2 separate regions of the Mus musculus genome follow, and region 2 is linked to region 1. Evidence: chromatin loops called from intact Hi-C (ENCODE). Cell type or tissue: gastrocnemius. All regions are shown on one strand. Links, peaks and the distances in the headings refer to the core of each region. The heading gives the core; the rest is flanking DNA.

Region 1 (8,248 bases), core at 1,578-6,577:
GCACGTTCTGTTTCATTCCTTAGTGGCTAAGAATGAATAATGCTGATATGAAATGATGTATTGTTTCTGAAGTGCTGGGGAGGGACCCCCAAGGACCTTGTGTTTGTGCAGGCTAGCTAAGTACTCCCGCTGAGCTGCATCTTCAGCCTCCAGGAAGGAGTTTTGATTAAAATGTGCGCTATCTGTTGTTAGCCGCCAGCCTCTCTTGGAAGGAAGGCTGACAGTGCCCATTTTCTTTGGGAGAGCTGTCCATTCAATGAGGACACAGAATACAGGGCACAGTAGTAGCAACACTGTGACAGCAAACGGGCTCCTTTGGTTTCTGCCTCTCACCAGCACCAGCTCCATGACTTTGGGCAGGTTCTGTTTCTCTGCTAGTCTCCTTTACTGAACCATGGTGGCCACAGCCTTTTGGTTGCTTAGGTGTTCCTGTTGACAGAGTAGCCATACCAGCCCTTCTCTGTGGGTGTGCACCCTCAGCAGGCTTCCCTCTGCTTTGCCCAATGCAGGCTCTTGTGATTGCTGGCATTTCCCTCCAAGCTGCGAACCTCTACGGCTACATCCTCTGTAAGATGGGAGGCGACGGTGATATGCGCACAGTTGCAGCCAGCTTTCTGTCCCAGACAGTGTTTCAGACGGTGAGTGATGAGTTCCTTCCCAGAACCTTCCTTCTAGGTGACAGAGAAGGGCACCTGCATGCAGTTGCAGTTTTTAACAGTCTTCCTATTGCTTTTTACTGTGTATGTATGTAAAATCCACCATGTTGACTATTTCTGTTGTATAGTTCTTGTTGGGCCTGACGGTATACACCTTTGATATCAGTACTCTGGAGGCAGGGGCAGGTAGATCTCTGATGTTAAGGCCAGCCTGGTCTACATAATGAGTTCCAGCCCAGCCCAGGGAGGGCTACTTAGTGAGACCCTGTTTTAGTTAAACAAACAAGTTAAAACACACACACACACACACACACACACACACACACACACACACACACCAGGTCAATTAGTTCTAGGGACAGCCTTTCACAGATGCCCCAGAACCTTCTCATTCCCAACAAGAGCACAGTCCTTTTTTTTTTTTTTCTTTTTAGATGTATTTATTTATTTTAAGTATATGAGTACACCACAGCTGTTTTTAGACACACCAGAAGAGGTCATCAGATTCCATTATAGATGGTTATGAGCCACCATGTGGTTCCTAGGAATTGAACTCAGGACCTCTGGAAGAGCAGTCAGTGCTCTTAACCACTGAGCCATCTCTCCAGCCCGAGCACAGTCCTTTAGACACTAGCTCCCTATTTGTCCCTAGCCCCATGGCACCCACCATTCTGTCTGTAACAAATTGACAGCTCCTATCAACAAAGTGTCTGACATTTTGTGACTACTGTTTAGTTTTAAGTGATATTTAAGACTGGGGCTAAAATTATGAAACCTTGCTGCTCCCGCAGAGGACCCAGATCGGTTTCCCAGCACCCATACAGCAGCTCAGCCACCTATCTGTAACTCCAGTTCCAGAGGATTCCGACACCCTCTTCTGACTTCCACAGTCATCACACACTACACATATACATTCATGCAGGCAACATACACATAAAATCAAGTAATTAAAGCAAAACCTACAACTGGCCAGGGAGAGGGCTCAGTGTGTAAAAGCACTGGATGTGTAAACCTGACAACCTGAATTCTATCCCAAGAATGCACACAAGCCAGGTGTGGGGCAAGCATCTCTAATCCCAGCATTCTGGATGGGAAGGCAGATAGAGAAGTTCTTGGGCCAACAAGCTTGGAGTATACAGTACAGAGACAGATGAGAGATCCTGCCTCAAAAACAAGGTGGAAAGAGAGAAATAAGGCCCCCAAAGTTGTCCTCTGTCCCCCACAGGTACATCATGGGATGCACATGCCTGCACATACATGCACATGGACGAACACACACACCACAGAATTGAGGAAAGAATGACAAAGCCTTGTTTTTGTTTTGAAGCTAGGAAATATTTCTTGGATAATTGTCTTAATAATTGCCAATTGTCAAGTTGTCAGAAATGAGGGATGGAGGATTCTTTTTGGCTACTTGTGGCTGTGGGTCTCCCCAGTGAGTCTGCTCTTTGTTGGGACAGTCATGGCTTCTCTTGCCTTGCAGGACTTCCCAGGTGACTTCGAGAAGCCCAGGCTGGAAGGGCTGGACATCCACCGGCACTAGGTGAGCAGCACGTGCAGGCCAGAGGCCTGAGCACCTGTGGGAAAGCAGCTCCTGACCTGTGCTCCAGGCCTAGGTGGCCTTTCCCAGTCCTCCAAGTTGACCCAGAACAAGTCCAAGCTAGAACCCCGATATTTAGGGCCTGCTCGGGACCCATCGAGCTTTGGAAAGGTCACATCTGCCCTACAGGGACCCCAGTACACTCCAAGAGTTTACGTGTACAGGGGAAGGAGAGGATAGGGGAGGGGGCTGCCCATATTCCAGTGTCACACCACAGTACAGTGGAAATCTGGAATGAATTCCCTCAGCAGCTCTCAGTTCTACGTCTTAGTCCCGGATCACGAGGACAATTACATCTGTGCCTCAGACGTGCCAGGTGATGGTTTGCCTGGGACCCTGGGCAATACCGGATGTCTTGAAGGCACCGTCACCTCATGGGTGACTTACAGGCTTTGCCAGGGGCTCTGATGGCCCCCAGCCAAAGCACCCACACCGATCCCAGCATGACTGGAGACCTCCCAGAGCTGGAGACCCCAGTGTGGGCACAGGCAGTGTCATCCCCCCTCTGTGTCTCCCTAGGCTTATCACATGAGGCAGAAACAGTTCCTGGGAGTCCTGTGACTCAGAGAGTTCCTAGTCCCTTGGATTCCAGGAAGCAGGCCCTAAGGGATAGGTTCAAGGAGACATTTTTATTTTCTGATGAATGGCACCTGGATGCAGAGCGCCCGTACCTTTGATCTCGAGGAAATAGGCAGATAGGTGATTACAGTGTCTTAATGAGTGACTTCAAATCCTGTCAGCATCTGGTGGCTATGGTACCACCTGTCCCCCATTGCCCAGGTGTCTGGACACGTGGCCTGCCAACTCTGGGGTTAGCAGGTGGCACTCGGTCCTGTTCCACTTCAGGGACTGATGAGGGTCTCAGCATGTGACTGATGAGAATTACAAAAGTCTCGGATCCCTAAAAGGCAAGTTGAGAGGTGAGTTTTCACCCAACACCTTTGCCCATGGCTTGCTTTGGCTTACCAGTTAGGATTCCAGTCGGTTTTATTGGCCTTAATGGCAAGTATTTCCCATGCTATGAACGTCACCTGCCCCGTTTCTCAAACTAAGAAGTAGCTCATAGTGCTGACACACGGGAGGCTAGTCTCAGAGTCTCCTGGACAGGGGAGCTATGCTGGTCATGGGGTCTCAGCACCCCTGCTGTCCCCAGCTGAAGCTGGCAGGTTAACCCTACAGTTCTGCACACTTCGCTCCTCTAGGTGCCTCCCTGCAGGCGATGTTTCAAGTACTTACTCTGAATTATACTTCTGTAGGCTGCTGTGGCTGGTGAATCTGGAGCTTCGACAAAAAAAGACTGGCCTTTGTCACAGCTCTTGCCTTAAAGAGACAGAGGAAAGGAGACCCTTGTAAAAGCCTTGCTCTTTTGTGCCTGCTGCTGTATGGCTGCCTGCGGCTCCCCATTCAAGGACAGCAAAGGTGGAGAGACACAACACATGCCCCAGTTGTGTCCCTTCCTCAGCAATGATGTTGCTTTGCTGCGGCAAAGGCAGATTCTAGGCCCAAAGAACTGCTCTGCTGAGTGGTCCCAGGAGTCTGCATGAGAGCCACTAACCCGCAGCCCAGGAAAATGAGAATACAGGAGAGGGAATCAGAACATCGAGGACTAAGAAAGGAAATGCAGACGGGGCAAGCTTCTGCAGCTCTGAGGAAACACACATGTAAATGTGGAATATATACTGCCTCTTAGTGAGCAGAACCCTTGGCACTCACCCTGTCCTCTGCCTACAACCCTATCATGTCCATTATGGTCCTTCCCAGCTGCACTGTCTCTCTGTCTCTGTCTCTCTCACACACACACATAAACAGGCACACACATTCACCATTCTGAGGACCATATGTAACCCAGGGGAGACCAGCTTTGCCTGTGAACCTCCCTCAAGGCCCAGTCCCCATGTTGTTACCCAAGGCCCCATTCAAACACCTCAGTCCCTTCTTCCCTGACAGGAGAAGGGAAGCTCCCACATTTGGGTAGTCATCTGCAGCTGAAAGTAGTCTGCCTCAGGCTCTTCCCTCTGAGACCTAGGCACCTGGCACTGCTCCACTTCCTGCTCCCGTCACAGGCATCTGCGACTCAAGCAAGCTCAACTCTTATTGTGGGGAAAGTGGAATCTACAGGGCAGAAGAGCCCTTGTCTCCTCACAGCAAACCAATACCTGGATGAGCCTGGGACAGAGTTAGTTGCACACCACTCCCTCAGTTCTGAAGACCATTCAGCGCACAATTGTCAGAGCCCAGCTCAGGAGCAGAGTGACCAAGGGCCCTGCAGTCCTAGGGACACATAACTGGAATTTCATGGAGGATATGAGGTGCCTGCCCCAGGCCTCACTGCTTCTCTCCTGTGGCTGCAGCCTCTAAGGAGCTCTGTGGGTCCAGTTCTGAGCCACCACTGCTGGTCCTGCATCCAAGCCCCCGGGCTGCTAAGATGGCTGTGCACACAGCACAGGCCCCTCAGAACTCACCTATGTGTGGATCCAGCGGCACTTTGCCCAGAAGTGGAATCCTCAGATCCTGGCACATGGCCTCTGCACCCCCAGTCGTGGGAGGGAAGATCTGAGACTCTTTCTGTGAGGCAGAAAGAGAAGGAGGCTTGATTTTGCTTCTGCGTCTCAGAACAACTAGTTTTTAGACATTTTGAAACAGTGCCTTGTTGCCTGTGACACTCTGAAGCGTCTTCGTCCAGGCAGTAGTAGAGGGCTTGATGGAGACCCTCCCTTCCCAAAACAGCAGGAAAAGCAGAAACCATCCCTGTCGTTTCCTCACTGTGACAGTGGTGTGCTTAGGCCTGCCTTGGGGACCCTCACCTTGCACTTGGGGCAGATGAAACCGCTCATGTTTTCTACCACACCAATGATGGGCAGCTTCACCTTGTGGCAGAAGCTGATCTCTTTCCGGACATCCTGGAGGGCCACCTCCTGGCAAAGTTCACAGAGCAGTTATCCCTCATTCAGAGGGCACGGAAAGGCACGTGTGGTCCAGGAGATGCTGTACAGTTGTCAGAGCGCTCACTCACCTGAGGGGTGGTGAGGATCACTGCCCCATCAATGTGTGCCGCAGCCAGGTACTGGACCACTGAGAGGTGTTCGTCAGACGTGCCAGGCGGGGTGTCTACGATGAGGTAGTCCACGTCTCCCCAGTCTACATCACGGAGGAACTGCTTGATCATACCTAGAAGTGGGCAAGGCTGAGTGCGTGCCTTCTTTCTGGCATACATCTCCAGCAGCATCTTTCATTATGCATAAGCATTTGGCCTACATTCTCAGCCTCAGCACAGTGACAGTGCTGTCCCCAGGGGGCAGGCGGTGAGATCTGTAGACATGCTGGGTGGCCATGATGAAGTCAGGGGTGCTCCTGTCTATGTGTGGCATAGACATGTGGTTCCAATAGTCATGTGGCTTAAGTGTCAATAGGGAGAAGGTGCTTGCCCAGCGGTGCTATCTGCATCATCTTAGGCTTCCCCAGAAAGGGGTTTTCACTCCACACTTCTCTCCTTGACACAAACCAGTCACGTGATCACACTACAGATCACTTCAGTCTTAAAAGTAGAAAAGCTCACAGTAGGTAATAAAATGTCTACACTGAAAACTTGTATTTCTCATAGTTTTCTTTATCAGGGAGGGGGATGCTGAAACAGAACACACTACAGGCTCCAGGTGAGAGCATTAGTAGGCATGAGGTCCTAGGCTCCACCCCAGGACCAAAATAAGAGCATGAACACACCACCAAGCCCATCAGGCACCCACAGCCTCCCCAACAGCCAGAACCAGGAGTCGGAGCCGGGGAGCAGTGACAAACCATTTTTCTTTGGTCCCCTCCAGATGACAGCATCATCTGGGCTGCTAAGCAGGAAGCCCACTGACATCACCCCCAGATTGTCATCCACGTACTGCAGCAGAAATGGGAATAGGGGGAGAAACATGTTTGCTTACGGGGAACAAGGACATGACACATCTACATAAAACCACAAGAGGGCACTTCCCAAGGAATTTGGTAAAATAATAACATGATGATGATGATGATGATGGTGAGACTATCATGAGGATAAAGGTACCATGTACCTCACACCCACACTTGCTCTTTGCAGCCTCAAAACATTTTTGAGAAACAGGTGGCCATAGTGGGATCTACAGGAGGCCATGTGTTGCCTGTGCCTCAGCAACAAGTCAACAATGCTAAGATAAACAGTCTCCTAAAGTGTTCTAATTGGATCAGCAGAGACCCCGAAACCCAGTCTTGTAGGTGAGGTTTGACTGGGGTACACTGTGGTCACTCAGCTGCACAGTACCACTTTGGAGCTATGGAACCAGACGGCACAGGTCTATGAGCCCCATTACAGCCAAGACCTGCTCATCCTTGGTCTGGAAAACAGTCTCGGTCAACGTTCAGCCTCTGCCTCTAACAGCCCGTCAGATATAACTAACCCTCACACACTGCCTCCCCAGGAAGGCTTACTCACCACTGGAGACCAGCCGGAGCCGCTCTGGTGAACCTGTGGGAACATGACAGTCATTGTTGTCACTGACAAAGTGCCCGTGGACGATGGCTTCACACAGTGCGATTCACTGTCCTGTACTGCACCAGTCAATTAAAAGCCCCTTAATTACTTTTATTTAGTGGTGCGTGTGTGCCTGTGTGTTTCATGACTGCATACACAGAGGTCAGAGGACAGCCTTCAGGACTCCCCTTTCCCATGTAGATCCCAGAACACAGGTAATCAGGCTTGGCAGCCAGCACTTCTTCTGCCTGCTGGCCACTCAGTTCTTAAGGGAGGGGTGAGAAACGAAGACCTTATTTGATACAAACACTCTATCCCTGCCCTTGCCAAGGAACCAAACTTATTCAAGTTCAGGCACAACTCAGGTATTTAAGAAGGAGAGTGCTGCCAGCTGCTGAGAAAATGCAAGCACGTGAGGTCAGCCAGGCCGCCCTGCACAGGAGCAGAGGGGGACTACTACCCAGTGGCCTTCAGTGCCACAGCTAATTCAAGGCTGAGCAGGTGACAGAGGTGGGTCAGCTGTTAAAGGTACTGGCTCAAAGGACCTGGGTTCAGTTCCCAGCATCTATATGGTAGCTGCTCACATTCGTCTGTAATTCCAGGTCCTGGGGATCTGACACCCTCTTTGGGACTCTCTGGACACATGTGAGTACATGATTCACAGACACACATGCAGGGAAAATAACCTTACACATAAAATAAAAATTTAAAGCTGCCCTTGGGCTGGATGTGGTGTTGCACACCTTTAATTCCAACACTCTGGTGGCTGTGGCAAGCGAATTTCTGTGAATTCCAGGCCACCCAGGGCCACCCAGTGAGAGCTTGTCTACCAACCAACCAACCAACCAACCAATCAACCAAAGAAACCCAAAAACTGTCCCAGTCAGTGGCCCGAGCCCTGACTCCAGAATGCTACCTACAGGGGCAAGGGCCCAGAGCGCCCAGGCAGCCCCACGGAGGTACTTCTAGGCACAGACCCCAGGGCTGGGCACTGTTCTGTTTATTACAAAATTAGAACTGAAGCAACTCCTACCTACACACCAGACGAGGCCTTCTCCTCTTTCAGTTTTCCACCCCCAAAACTAAGCAATCCTCTCGACTCACCCTCCCAAGTGGCTGGGACTACAGCTTACACCACCATGCCTGGCTAAGTTTCTACTTCATAAGACAACTGCACTGTAAGGATACCCATGTTGGCATGTGTGTTGTGCAAAGACTCACTGACTGGGGCACAAGCCTGCTTTGTTACCTCAACCTGGGTACCACTATGCACACTAGCATCCTCATCTGAACACCCTAGGCACTGCCAAAGCTTGGGTGAGCTTCCTATTTGCTGGGGTTAAATGTTCCTGTTCCTGTCTCCTCCCCTGCCTTGGCCTCCTGTCTTCGGCTCTCTCCCATGAGGATCATCGGCCTACAAGAGGACCCGGAGGGAACGAGACAGCACTGCCCATGGTGTCTGAGCCCAGCCCTGATTCTGCCCATCACCAGAGGTCC
Region 2 (5,000 bases), core at 1-5,000, 89 kb before region 1:
AGCATGTGGTGTGTATATGTGTGTGTGTGTGTGTGTGTGTGTGTGTGTGTGTGTGTGTGTGTGTGTGTGTGTGTGAGAGAGAGAGAGAGAGAGAGAGAGAGAGAAAGAGAGAGACAGAGAGACAGAGAAAGATGGAGACAGAGAGAATATGAATATCTCAGGGTTCTATCTGTGTCTGACTCATGGAGAGACTTGGAGAAAGCGCTCAGCAGCACTTAGGTCTTAGACAATGCTCTCCTTGTCCTTGTGTCCTGTCCTCTGCACCTTGGCTCTGTTACGGTTGAAATGGTGCTGGCACTGGGTCTGTGGCTGCCTGGGGGGCTAGGAGGGTCCCACCAGTTAGTAGGTGCAGAAGGTCTCCTTGTTAGCCCCCAGCAGGTTATATCTCCATGGCTTCAGCCGTGAAGAGACTGATACAAGGTGTCAGGCTTAGAATGGGCAAAGGGCAAAACCGGAGTCCCTGGCTGGGTGGGACTGCAGTGGAGGGCCTGTGTGGGCATGCCAAGTAAGACTATTGGGCAGCTCTGTAGCTAGGATGTGCATGTGACATATATAGCTTGCCTGCACAGTCTGGACCTAACTCTGACCCCTTGCCTCCTCACCTCTGGGTCTGCACGAGACGATCCAGGTCTTCCACATCCTTTGGGGATTTGGCTTTAAATGGCTCAATGGTGAACTTCTCCTCTGCCGCCTGGAGTAGCTGGGCTTCTCCCTGCTGCTGAAGGGACTCCCATAATGCCATTGTATCACTCAAGGAGGCCCTGTGGAGGGAAGGCCTCAGACCCAGGCACAGCACCAAGGCGAGATTACAAGGGCAGGTGGGGCTCTGCAAAGGGACCTCCCACCTCGTAAGATCCTTTTCTTAGCTTGACCTCCTCCTTCCACGACCACATCAGCCCTTACTGGTTCACTTTTTCTCTGGCTGCCAGGAAGCTTAGTGCTAAATTCTGGGCACAACTGTGGCAGGCCTTCTAACGTGAGTGTCAGGGATGTGGGAGGAACTGTTCTGGAGATGACCCTGTGCTCCAGCATGCTGCAACATGGACTTGACTGAGCTGAACGGAAGAACTTAGACCCCCCATCCCGAGAGGCACAGGGAGTCCTTGCAGGGCTGCAAGCAGCACTGGAATCTGACCAGATTCACATTCTGGGAAGATGGCTCTGCTGCCTGAATTCAAAGAGCAGTGAAACAGAAAAGACTGGAGGCAGAGAAGCTAAGGGGGGTTGTGTCTCTGAGCCTGGGAAAATGGTGGCACACGCTGGTGATCGAAGGATGAAACCAACCTGAATTCAGGCTAGGCTGCGATTCTAGATGTGTTCCAGTGCCTGGCACACCACAGGTATTCAAATATTGGTTAGAAGAATGACACTCTCCCCCACAGGCTGCATGGCTAGTGGCAATGGTTACCTTTCTCTGGCCCTCAGTATTGTCATCTTATAATGGGGGGGGGGTATTCTGTACCATCTAATGCTGTACCCATGGAATAGGGGTCCCCAGAGTTACAGTCTATGCCTGCCCTGTGCCCTGCCCACACCTGAAACTGGTGACACAGCTGAGTCCCACGAGGTTTCCCAGTCCAGAAGGCTCAACGCCAGTCTGACGAAGGTCCAAGGAGAAGTCCTGGCTGGCTGTCTCCAAGGCCCTGCCCAGCACATACACATCTGGGGGTGTGAGCCGGGTGCCCAGGAAGGAGAGGTGGCCAGGGAGCTGGTGTGCAACATGCTCCCATATCCCAGGTTGCTGTGTCTCGTGGGCACAGTGGAGCAGCTCCAGCAGCCTCCCTGCCCGGAGTGTCCCCAGCTTCAGGCGCTTCAGGTACCTGGTAAGAACCTTCTGTTTCCTATCCGCCACTGCAGCCACTGCAGGCTCCACCAGAGCTCCCAGGCAGTGGGCTCGAGGCTGGAAAACTAATCCAGCCAGAAAGCGTGGTACACCCTCCAGCCAGTTGTCATAGGGTCTCTTCTTCCTCGGAGTCAAGGCCAGGTACTGTGGCAGCTCCTTGTCTTTGATTTCATTGCACTGTGCCAGCCACACAGCACCCAGGAAACACTGTAGCAGAAAACTGGAGAAGGCCAGTTGAGCCTCCGTGGTCTCCAGGGTCTGCTGCATCAAGCCTTGGGTCACTGCCCAGGTTTTCACCTCCACGGATGAAAACCGGGTTTCTTGCAAGGTGCTTTGGTGTCTTCGTCCCAGCTCCCAGGCCAGCTTGGCCAGCTCGACTAAGGCTCCGGGAGGACTGTTCTGAGCTGCAGGACCTAGCAGGCTGACATAGAGTCCTGTAAGTGTACAAGGTAGCTGGGCCTCTGTGCCCTGTTCTAGCAGGGCCTTGGAGAGCTGGCACACAGCCCTGCACACAACAGGGCTGTGACTATAGCTGCAGAGAAGAGGCTGGCCCTCCAGGAGGCCCAGGGCCTTGTCTTGGTTCCCCGCTGTCCCTGAGTTCTCAAAGTAGTGCCTCATGTAAGTCTTGGCCTGCTTGGTAGAGAAGCTGGGCACCTCAAAGATGGCATCTGCCTTGCTCAGGCTCTGAGCCAGGCGGCCCCGGGGCCGGGCTGTGAGGAGCAGTGTGCAGCCTCGCAGTAGCTTCCGCTGGAAGATCCCAGCCAGCAGTCCTCGGAGGGAGCAGGGCTCTGGGGACAGAGATCCACAGGGTCCGTGCAGGAGGCCATCTTGGGCCTCTAGCTCCTCGAAAGCATCTAGGATGAGCAGAACACGGTCTGGCTGCCTCACGATATAATCAAGGACCTCGTCATCCATGGCCAGTGGCTGCAGGCTCGGGGGACAGAGCAGATCCCGCAGGTGGTAGGTGTCCCCGGGACGATCCAAGCAATGACAGGGGACATAGAAGACAAAGTCATATTGTAGCAACTGGCCACATGCCCAGGTGTGACTCACTGTCCTGGCCCAGTGGCTCTTTCCCTGGCCAGCCTTGCCCAGCACAGCGACCACCTGTGTCTCTCCTGGTCGCCTGCAGTCACTGACAACCTGAAGTACCTCTGCCAGACCACCGTGGGCTAGCTGGCGCTCTGTCCAGTCGGGAGTGGCCAGCTCCCTTTCCTGGCTCTTGTTGCTGCCTCTTTCCAGCCTGGCCCGTACCAGCTCCACGGCCACCAGAGGACCCCTTGGGCTCTGGGGCAATGCCTTGTATTTGTCCTGTAGGGAGTGCTGGAATCGCTCCACAGCCTCTACAAAAGCCAGGGTGAGTCAGAGTGTTAGTGGAGTAGGGGTTGGGGAAGGTGAGGTGGCCAGAGCTGCCCCCCTCAAGAGTTTTTCCATAGCTCACAGCTGCCCATTGCCAGCTCACTTATTCAGCCATACCCTCCTGCTCTCCCAGAGGAGTGGATAAAACCAGAGCCCATGATCTGCCACGGAACTGCTTCCCAGCCCCCTGGGACCTGCCTTAACCCTTCGGTTACTCACTCATCCCTATGGGTTTTGAGAGGGGAGTTGTTATTTGTGGATTCAACATGTTAAGTGAGATGAACCAGGCTTAGAAAGACATATATCATATGTTTCCTTTCATATATGAAACCTGAAATACACACACACACACACACACACACTAAACACACTAAACAAACAAACATGATTTAAAGCCTTAAAAAAAAAATACAGTGGGGCTGGTGAGGTTGTACCTCCTGACAGAGTGCTTGCCTAATATGTATGTCACCCTGCGTTTCATAACCAGGAATGTGGTGGTACATGCCTGTAATCCCAGGATTTGGGAGGTAGAGGCAGGAAGATCAGAAGTTTTCCTCAGCTACATAGTAAGTTAGAAAGAAAGAAAACAGAAGAAAGAAATAAGTAAAGGGAGAAACAAGGGAGGGAGGGAAGGTGAAGGCAGTGGATACAGTGTTGCATACCTATTATCTTAGTACTCAAGAGGCTGAGACAATAGGGATGTGAGTTTGAGGCCAGCCTAAGTTACAGAGTCAGTTCAATGGTGTGAGCCAAATAATGAGAGTCTGTCTCAAAACAAACAAACAAACAAACAAACAAACGGTGTCAGCAGCAACACCAAAAACCAAAAACCTAAAAGGTTGAGACCTGGGAACCCATCTGTGTGGTGCCCTGCTATACCTCAGGCTAGTTCATCTGTGAAATGGAGGTGACCCTGGGACTGGGGAGTCTACAGTACAAAGCCTGGGGCTGCACTCCAGAAGGGACATCCTGGGGGTTAGCTATTCTTTAATAGCTGACCATCCTCCATTGTTCTGGGCTCTATACTTAACCTCCTTCATCCACAGTGCCTCCCAGGGAGAGAGACTTACACCTGTGTACTACTGCTCCAATGGCAGAACAGATGTTAAGCAATGGGGAAATCAACTGGGTGATACACGAATGGGTTAAAGAATGGATGAATGAGCAAGTGAGCCCACAACAAGGAACTGACCAGGAACTGAATGAATGAAGTGCTTTGAACTTTCATGTCAGGTCTCCAGGACAGAGGGCCTACTGTCACTCACCTGGCCATTTTGGAAGCTTGATGGAAGACTCGGGACCCTCTTGGCATGGGGAGGGAGATGTGTCCTCTGAGGATGGAGAAGTCAGTGTCAAGTTAGAGTCTGGGGAGTGCCCATGTACTCCTCCCAGTGGTAGGGCATGCTGAGGGCAGGACCACATGTCTGAGCTCCAAGATCAGGGTACAAGAAGGCTGCCCAAGACTGTATCTGATATCTCCAGTTTAAGAAAAAATTTAAATCAATGCTTTAAAGATTATGGTAAGCCAGACATTGCAGTATGTATAATCCTAGCTCTCAGGGGATTAGATAGAATTTCTGCAAGTTTACAATCAATCTAATAGGTATATATTGAATTGCAGGTCAGTTAGGGCTATATAGCAAGACCCTGTCTCCAGACAAAGAAAAGCAACATTCAAACACATGTTCTATAAGTTTCCAGTTTCAGTGGAGTATGCTTTCACACCCCAAGGATCAACAGGAGGCTTGTGGCTTGTGGTTCTGCTTGGATGGACATATGTGTCCCAGCTGTCATCCGA

What was found. A loop is a pair of places that touch in the nucleus more often than their neighbours do. Peaks named below come from ENCODE experiments on the same cell type or tissue, not always from the same donor. Only the 100,000 strongest peaks of a DNase experiment are listed, where the experiment ranks them.
Region 2: it touches region 1 in a loop (2.3-fold over the local background); 19 of 42 quality-filtered maps call a loop at or near these places.

What each region holds. Positions count from the first base shown.
Region 1 is chr16:10,418,150-10,426,397 of GRCm38, reverse strand. Nubp1 (nucleotide binding protein 1) reads right to left here. Exons shown (of 11, transcript NM_011955.2): 5 at 6,713-6,745; 6 at 6,052-6,142; 7 at 5,270-5,424; 8 at 5,061-5,171; 9 at 4,719-4,821; 10 at 3,493-3,576; 11 at 1,970-3,157. The coding sequence ends at 3,099. It overlaps Tvp23a (trans-golgi network vesicle protein 23A), which reads left to right. Exons shown (of 7, transcript NM_001013778.2): 5 at 510-638; 6 at 2,140-2,199; 7 at 3,513-5,841. The coding sequence ends at 2,199. Among named protein-coding and RNA genes, the nearest start is that of Nubp1, 10 kb to the right of the region's middle. In gastrocnemius, for the core only: no CTCF peak of the experiment used is centred there; no DNase peak of the experiment used is centred there.
Region 2 is chr16:10,508,890-10,513,889 of GRCm38, reverse strand. It overlaps Ciita (class II transactivator), which reads right to left. Exons shown (of 19, transcript NM_001302618.1): 9 at 4,468-4,533; 10 at 1,536-3,186; 11 at 603-761. All of the region lies in intron 1 of LOC115488669 (a long non-coding RNA gene), which reads left to right. Among named protein-coding and RNA genes, the nearest start is that of Ciita, 31 kb to the right of the region's middle. In gastrocnemius, for the core only: no CTCF peak of the experiment used is centred there; DNase peaks (open chromatin) are centred at 1,673, 2,548 and 2,973.